Linked DNA regions of Mus musculus: region 1 is linked to region 2. The links are chromatin contacts, found by Hi-C or POLR2A ChIA-PET in ENCODE. All regions are on one chromosome and are shown on one strand. Each heading gives the region's core, a stretch centred on a gene start or an enhancer-like site at or near the end of the contact. The rest is flanking DNA. Distances are from core to core; before and after follow the strand shown. Region 1 holds the start of Ccnl1 (cyclin L1). Region 2 holds the start of Ssr3 (signal sequence receptor, gamma).

Region 1 (4,345 bases), core at 1,714-4,213, 570 kb before region 2:
AACCTGGGCCACAATAATAAATAATAATAGAATATTACGTGCGTATACACACATTTTCACTTATTCAACATAGTCATTTGCCTCCCAACGGCCTCACTTGACTGGATTCATTTCCACTAATGCTTTTCTATGAATAACACGTATCTTTACTCTTCCCTGAATTCTTGGTAATTCTAAACAAGCCTTGTCTTTCCACATTTTAACGTGGCTGTTTTAAGTGGATAGTAATTTGGAAACAAAACTTTCTCCATAATAACTTACAAATAATGTAATGGTTTTTCCAAACTTAGATTATATCACAGAAAGAATATGACAGTTACTTAACGAGCAAAAACCTCGTAGAGTCCAGTTACTAGCCCATTACCTCCCATCTTCTGGATTAGTCATGGACAATTTTGAAAAAAGAAATAGTAACAGTAGTTTGGTGACATAATGAGGAGCAAGCATTTATAACATGTTCAGCCATCTCTTCCTGTGGGAGGAACAAAAGTCCTGTGCTCAACAGATAAGCAACAGGGGAACCAAGAATGTTTTGTTTTTCAAGACAGGGTTTCTCTGTGTAGCTCTGGCTGTCCTGGAACTTGTTCTGTAGAACAGGCACTACCCTCAAACTTAGAGACCCACCTGCCTCTGCCTCCCAAGTGCCAGGACTAAAGGTGTGTACCACCTTTACAGGTAGGAACCAGTAATGTTAAAGACAGGGTTGTTCCTTCAAACAAGGGTATATAACCTTCTATCCACCCAGAAGGCCGAGAGCAGATGTGACTAATAGCCTGGTGACCTTTTCTGCTGTGTGGCCAAGACCACATCAGATCTTTCTCCAGACCCGTATCATGAGCATGTCATTTACAGAATTGATCATTATGGAAGGTGTCTCATGTAGTGAATCTACAGAACCCATCTTTATGGAAGATGTCACGTGTACTTTACAAAGAGTTTTGATGGAGTCACACCTTAAACTTTATTGTCCACATGGAATTGAGTTAATTATCACCAAAAAAGTTTTCACTAAATTGTGCCGACCCTAATATATGCATAGAATTGCACATTGGTGGTGCAGCTATCCAAATCATTTCTGCTCCTTACCCATATTCCTGTAAGTAACCCTAATAAAACTCATTGGTTCACCAAGTTTGCACTCTGATGGTATCCATACTTTGGTCTGTGGTAGGTTCCCTATCTGAGGTGAGTAGTGTCTCACTAGGAAAAGTTTTGTCCCGACATACCTGTCCCCTGGACTTGTGTCTCCTATGCTGTCACAGAAAGTTTGGATATGAAATGCCTGCCACATACAGACCCTGTGAAGAGCTTGTCCTTAGTTAGTAGCACTGAGAGGTGATTTAATCACAAAGGCAAATACCTCATAAATGGGTTAATCCGACGATGAGGTCACAGCTGGACAAGCAATTAGGAGTTGGCAACCTACTTGAGGAGGGAGATCCCTGGATATATTCCCCTTTCTCTTTGTTGGTGGCAAGGGATTTGTTTTTACCAAGGTCTCACACCATAAAGTTCTGCCTACACAGTCCTACAGGTATAGGGCCACATGGCTGTAGCCTGAAACCTCAGAGACCATAAACCAAAATTAAACCTCATTGTGGACTTTCTAGGTAATCTGTCAGTGACAAAAAGCTATCACAATCATAAAATTTTTGTTTTTGAGGCTTTAGTTGAGTACTGGGATTAAAGGCTTGTGCCACCACTTCCTGCTCTATATAGCTTTTGTTTGGAAGAGGTTTTGTTTCATTTTGAAGATATTATATAGCTCTTACTGGCTTGGAATCAGTCTGACCCTCTAATCAGAGATCCACCTGTCTTTGTCTCCAGAGTGCCCGTCCCAACACACTTTGTAAAAATGAGCTGTGAAAATACCTTGCTTTGGTGACTAAGATGTATCCAAATTTTCAGTGCGCTCTATAGGTCCAAGGTTAAGACACTTTTCAAGAAAGTAAGCTTTAACAAAATAACAATTCCAACCCTTTGTACTGAGTCAGGAGATTTTTCTTTCTCCCTAAAGGCCATCTCAGAGGATTAAGCTGGAATAAAAAGATCATGGGAGGCCAGAGGCAGAAGGATCAATTGTTTCACGGTCGACCTCAGCTTTTGGGACTTTTAGTATGGATGGAAAAAGACCACAGCTCTCAGCCAGGCGGTGGTGGCGCACGCCTTTAATCCCAGCACTCGGGAGACAAAGACAGGCGGATTTCTGAGTTCAGGGCCAGCCTGGTCTACAAAGTGAGTTTCAGGACAGCCAGAACTATACAGAGAAACTGTCTCGAAAAAAACAAAAAAACCACAGCTCTCATCTTAAAGGGAATAAATGATGGGTTATCCTGGAGCCATTTTGATTGACCATGGTCCCGGAACACAGATTTAGGTTATTCCAAACTCCATGTAAGATGAGAGCTGTGTTTTTCTCTTCATTGACACAGGGATAGTTACTTTCTCTCCACTCTGACAAAAACCATCTCTTTAAGACGAGACTCCCCAGCGCAATGAAATCGCCCGTGTACTGTCCTCGCCATAAACCTATTTTTGGAACTAGGGATTTTCCAGATTACTGTAAACCCGGCGAAGTGAGGTCAGGGCTAGGCATGCCTTTCTAGGCTACACCCCGACACCCACGCGCGCTCGGAGCTTTCCGGAAACCCCAGGCGCTCAAACTGGGAAGCTGCCCGGTTCAGAGTCACTTTGTTACACTCCGGTGTCGCCGACCGCCGGACTGTCACCAACGCGCAGACCGTGCAGGGGTATCGGGGCCGACTCACCAGGCCAGAGTCCGGGTTATCCGGTGACTAAAGCCATTACCACCCCTGAGCCGCCAGCACCCTGCCCCGCCCTGCCCATCCGGACCCCTCCGCCCGGTGTCACCGACCGAAGCGCGGAGGAACTCGTTGGCGCGCGCGGGGAGTGGAGTGGGGTGGGGTAGGGCGTGTCGGCGTGGTGACGTCAGGGCGGAAGCGCACGCTGCGTGCGGCGGCCTGGAAGCCGGCGGTCACGGGAAGATCCGTCGCGCCGAGGACGCTGGTTAGTCTCGCTTTGGGTTCCGGCTGCGTCGGGCGTGCGTGGAGCTCGCTGGAACTATGGCGTCCGGGCCTCACCCGACCTCGACCGCTGCCGCCGCCGCCGCCGCTGCCGCCTCCGCCTCGTCCGCCGCCCCGAGCGCGGGCGGCTCCAGCTCCGGCACGACCACCACGACGACGACCACGACCGGAGGGATCCTGATCGGCGACCGCCTGTATTCGGAGGTGTCGCTCACCATCGACCACTCGCTGATCCCGGAGGAGCGGCTCTCGCCTACCCCGTCCATGCAGGACGGCCTGGACCTGCCCAGCGAGACGGATCTGCGCATCTTGGGCTGCGAGCTCATCCAGGCCGCCGGCATCCTCCTCCGGCTGCCGCAGGTGAGAACCCCGGCTGGTTGCGGGCCTCTCCGCCGCGGCCAGGTTTCTCCGGAGCCTGCGCCGGGCGGCGGCGGCGGCGGGAGCTCGGGCGGGCGAGGGTGGGGATGCGGGGGCGGGCGGCGCCGCGCGGCCCGGGCGGGGGAAGGGAAGCGAGCGGCCGCACAAAATGGCGGCGGCGCCTGGTGCGGGCCCGCCTGACCCCGGCGCTTCCGTTCTCCTCTCTCGTCTGCAGGTGGCGATGGCTACAGGGCAGGTGCTGTTCCATCGGTTCTTCTACTCCAAGTCGTTCGTCAAACACAGTTTCGAGGTAAGCGCGGCGGAGGCGGACAAGAAGGGATTTCTTCATCCGGAAGCGGGGAGGAAGGGGGTAGGAACCAGCTTTTCCAGAAAGGGAGTGGTTAGCTTAGGCCTTTGTACCTCGTTCCCACCCAGAAGGAAATGGGGCCCGTAGAGCAATGTTTCAAGAACTAGAAAATGGATCCCCAGTTCACGTGCTCTGTTAACCAAGAACTACGTTTTCAAGCCATTGCACAATTCTAGCAAGAGGTAGCTTGATTCTGACCCAAAATTAAGAGCAGTTGAGCAATAAAACGTAAGAGCTGGTCTAAAAATGTCAGCTTCGATTTTATTTCGCTAAAAAGCCCGTTGTATCCTAAAGAGGGTTCTTTGCCGGTCCTTGGTGACCCACATCCTTGGGCAGGCAGATGTACATACAGATGGAGTTCCTGGAAGCCAGGACTACACAGAGAAGCCCTATCTAAAAACAAAACAAAATAAGGGTTGTTAGACTTTGTTAAACTGTTTCTAGTTTAACTTCACTTGGATTTTTACCTGGGTTCTTTCAGATTGTTGCTATGGCCTGTATTAATCTTGCGTCAAAAATCGAAGAAGCGCCAAGAAGAATAAGAGATGTGATTAATGTATTCCACCACCTCCGCCAG
Region 2 (4,543 bases), core at 65-2,564:
AACACAATACCTTTGCAGCCTACCTTTCTGAGGACATATTCCAGTTCTGAGGACTGGTAGGCTGGGTTCACAGACACCAGGATGATGCCTGCCTGGGCAGTAGCCAGCTGAATAAGTACCCAGGCATAGGAGTTGGGTCCCTGCATGCCCAGCCGGTCACCCTTGCGGAGGCCAATGCTCAGAAGACCAGAAGCAGCTTTGTCCACCTCCTCCTTGAGCTGCGCAAAGTTCAGCCTGATGTTTTCATGGAGGATAACCAAAGCCTCTCTGTCGGGGAACCTCTGCGCTGTGGCGTCAAGGCACTCGCCCACAGTTGTGTTCACAAGATGGGAGTCGGTGTGGCCCTGAATGTAGCTGAGGCCTCCAATGGGCAAGGGGTTGGTGCAGTTCACCATTCCAGAACTGAGAGCGCGGACACTCTGCAACTTCGAGTTCGGCCGAGGGCGAGTGAGCAGCGTCCGGGGGCCCCGCGCCCCCAGGCTCGCGATACACAGCCTCCCGAAGCGCAGCATCCCGTGATAGACAGCCATGGCTCGCTTCCGCCGCGGGTCTGGGCCAGGAGTAAAACTCCACAAGAGTTTTTTTATTTTCCAATTCTAAAGACTGTAATGAGAGAGTCTTTTAGAGGCTAAGAGGCTTTGTTGATTAAAATGATGTAATAGTAATAATAATAATAATAATAATAATAATAATAATAATAATAAATTAAACCATGCAGATGGCTCAGAGGGTAAAGACACAAACGTGACAATTTGGTTCAATCTCTGGGACCCAGAAAGTAAAAGTAGACAACTAACTTCCTCAAGTTGTGTTCTGACAACGTTGTGGCACGGCCCTCCAACCAATCAATCAATCAACTAATCATCAATCAACCAATGAGCCAATTGTTCAATCAATGTAATAAATTTAAAAAGAAATATAAAGTGCACATGTGGAATGAAATACCAATAACGTTAGTTAGTTCGTTAGCTAGCTGGTTAGTTAGTTAAAACAGTACTGCTTGTATGGTTGCTCATTTCGATTATCCAAGCCTGTCTCTGGAGACTGAGGCAGGCGAGTTAGAGAGCAGCTCTAAACTACACACTAAACTACAAATCCCTTCATTCTTTGTGGCATTGAGGCGCCACGTACCCTGAAGGATGCGGAAGTCTTGTTCGCATGCCCAATCGTACCTCGACGCTTGTGAAACGACGGCAAGATGGCCAATCCCGAAGCAGCGTACCCTGCGGAGTCCCGCCTCCGCGTTGCGCTGACGGGTCGCGGGCGGATACGCGGCCTTCTGAACCTTCCCTGCCTCCCTGCTCCCGGCCTCCAGTCTTCAGCTCGGCCATGGCTCCCAAAGGCGGCTCCAAGCAGCAGTCCGAGGAGGACCTGCTCCTTCAGGATTTCAGCCGCAACCTGTCGGCCAAATCGTCGGCGCTGTTCTTCGGGAACGCGTTCATCGTGTCTGCCATCCCCATCTGTGAGCTTCGGGCGGGCGGCGGTGGCGGCGGGGACGTGGCGGGCGCGGCGGGGAGGCCTAGTGTCCGGAGCAGCGTCCTCGGGAAGTCACTCGCGGCGTGCTTCTGAGCCGGGCGCGGGTTCTGGCCCGGAATCTCTTTTTGGTACACTGCCCTTCTCCTCACCACTGTTGGACACTAGGATGTCTTTAATGAACCGGGCGGGGGAGCCACTGATAAACCTTCACTGAATTAGCAGCGTGACCCGTGGCAAACCTCCCCTTACTCCCGAGCATCCTTTGGACGTGCAGAATGCCAAGTTAGGCCTTGCCCGAGGTCCGCGATCAGCCTTGTTTAGGATTTCAATAACTCCTAGAGAGCAGCTCGAGCCTTCTCGATTGAATGAGAAACTGCCCACTTGAAGGCCAAAACTGTCTCCAAGTCCAGGTTTTCCGAGTTTCCTGTCTCCTGACCCGCACTGCCGCAGTGCTGCAGGCCAATCATGTCCAAAAAAAGTTCTTTGTTATTTTGGCCTTGTAAAAAGCTCAGCTTGCAGTGAATGTGGTGTGGAGCCCCCTGGGTTCACTGGCCCGACAAAGCATTGTTTGGATTTCAGTGAGCAGCCACGTCAGCAAGTTAACCAAAGTTTTGGGACAGCGGTTGATTTAAAATGGCCCGTGTTTTAACTTCCTAGTATTCCATGAGTGAAATTGTTATTATTTGTAATCCCCACTCCCAGTTTGTTCTCAAGTTAGAAGATGAAATTTCTAGACTAGCAATATCCCCACAGCCTACCTTTCTGTACTGGGAAAGCCCTGAACTGGGACAAACCCAGTTTATTGTCTATCTCACCTCTAGTGAAGTTTTTCGGATACTGGGTGGGATTTACTGACTCTCATTTACCTGGCTTAGCTGTAGTCTGGCATGTGCAATGGGGCAGTGATGTTGTGTGTCCCTTGCTTTTGTCTTATCTCAGGGTTGTATTGGAGAATATGGCATATGGATCTCATCCAGTCTGCTGTGCTCTACAGTGTGATGACCTTAGTAAGCACTTACTTAGTAGCCTTCGCGTACAAGAATGTAAAATTTGTTCTGAAGCACAAGTAAGTACCCTAAACCCAACCCCAGTCTGCATATTTTATGTTAGGGGGTCTTAAACATGATTTATAAGCATTAGTTTGAAATGTGTATGTAGTTAATCGTGAACCATATGACACTTCTGTGGAAATAGGTTTTGAGGGTGGAGTTTGAATATTCATTCCCAGTCTTCAATTGATGGTTTGGTCAGAAAAACAAGTCTATTAAATCAATGAATGTTTCCGAAACTCAGTGGATTTCTTTCTAGAAATTATTTTAGGCTGCCCATTTACTAATTTTGGAAGCAAAAAATTAAAAATTCTCTGACATTTTCAATGCCAGTTACTTTTTTTTTTTTTTTTTTTAATCTTGTAAGTCTATTCACTGTAGAAGACAACCCTATTTCTTGAATTTCAAGATCACGTATAAGACGAATTATTTTACTAGCTTTAGGAGAAGAAAACCCAAGTTTTTTTTTTTTTTTACACAAAGTTCTTTCTTTTTAAAAAATTTTTATATGAGTATACTATAGCTGTTTTCAGACACACTAGAAGATAGCATTGGATCCCATTACATATATTCTATGAGCCACCATTTGGTGGCTGGGAATGGAACTCAGGACCTCTAGAAGAGCAGTTAGTGTTCTTTAACCACTAAGCCATATCTCCAGCCTGGAAAACCTAAGTTTTACCTCAGTAAATTTTTATGTTTTAAGCACTTGTGTACTCTGCTTTCCTAAAAATAAAACAGGAGGGTGTAGCAGGCTATTCCCTTATTTGTTCAATAGGGCCTTTTAGGTTTTTCTTTGAAGTATTATTATTTTTTTTAAAAATAATTAACTCTTTTACTTTTGAACTGCGCTTGTGTGTTTGTGTCTGTGGTTTGGTGTGTCTCTTGCCTGAGGGGCCAGAAGATAGTGATAGATTTCTGGAACTGGAATTGCACATAGTTCTGAGCCACCTGATAGAGGTGCTGGGAACTGAACTCAGCTCTTCTGCAAGAGCAATGTGTACTCTTAACTATTGAGCCTTCTCTTGAGCTTCTAAAGTAATTTTTTAAAGGCAGTAGGTATTCCGATCTTAAATTTGTCATCTATTTACTGTTTTAAAATTTCTCACAGTATCCACACTTGACTAGAAACTAGTTTTGTTTAGATTGATATAGCAGTCTGCATCTGGTCTCTTGAAACAAAATTTAGAGTGTACTCTGACACACATTGCTTAAAGCTATTTGATGATACTTTTCCTTGCATTGTTTATATTTTATGGGATAAAAAATCACACATGCTCGTGAGGGGCTGGAGTGGTGGCTCATTGGTTAAGCTACTCGATGCTCTTCCAGAGGACTCAGTTTCAATTCTCAGCACCCACATGGTAGCTCACAACTGTCTGTAACTCTAGTTTTAGGGGATCTTATGCCTCCTGGTCTTGGGTACCAGGCATGCCTGTAGTGTACAGATATACAAACAGGCAAAATACATCACCATCATCTTTTTTTTTTTTTTTCCAAGACAGGGTTTCTCTCTGTGTAGTCCTGGCTGTCCTGGAACTCACTTTGAACACCAGGCTGGCCTCGAACTCAGAAATCCGCCTGTCTGTACCTCCGGAGTGCTGGGATTAAAGGCGTGTGCCACCACCATCATCATTTTTAAAGATCACATATCTTAGCCAAATGTCTGAGAAGTAATATATTGCTCTTTATCTGTCATTTTTATTTTGCTAACTATCTCAATACATCATGTCCTTCTTTTTTCTAATACAGTAACACCAAAAATCCTTTCTGGTCCTTAGATTTAAAGTCATCTGCCTCCTTCCTGTGAGTTTAGCCTAAGCCTTCAGATTTAGACTTAGCCTTCTTGCTTTCTATTATATGTCTGTTATTTCAAGACCCAGTAAACTTTTGCAGAGACTTCCTGACTTTGCTCGTTCTTTGGTTATCTTTCTGGTTGGCTCTTATAATTGACAAGTACTTAGTAGTGTATTATGATTTCAGTTAGTAGGGTATTATTTAAGGGATGGGCCAGGAGT

Evidence for each region. Hi-C counts contacts between places; a loop is a spot of excess contacts on that map. ChIA-PET counts read pairs that join two places held with the same protein, here RNA polymerase II (POLR2A).
Region 1: a loop to region 2 is called in a map of heart, with 2.1 times the contacts of the local background. The contact joins the promoter of Ccnl1 here to the promoter of Ssr3 in region 2. A Hi-C loop is called at or near these places in 4 of 37 maps with a recorded cell type or tissue (heart, mouse embryonic stem cell and v-Abl transformed pro-B cells). POLR2A ChIA-PET finds 5 or more read pairs at or near these places in 4 of 5 experiments (Patski and embryonic stem cell).

Annotation. Positions count from the first base shown.
Region 1 is chr3:65,956,867-65,961,211 of GRCm38, reverse strand. It overlaps Ccnl1 (cyclin L1), which reads left to right and starts at 2,963. Exons shown (of 11, transcript NM_019937.4): 1 at 2,963-3,404; 2 at 3,637-3,711; 3 at 4,250-4,345. The coding sequence starts at 3,084.
Region 2 is chr3:65,389,324-65,393,866 of GRCm38, reverse strand. Ssr3 (signal sequence receptor, gamma) reads left to right here and starts at 1,314. Exons shown (of 5, transcript NM_026155.3): 1 at 1,314-1,462; 2 at 2,416-2,542. The coding sequence starts at 1,330. It also overlaps the pseudogene Gm5540.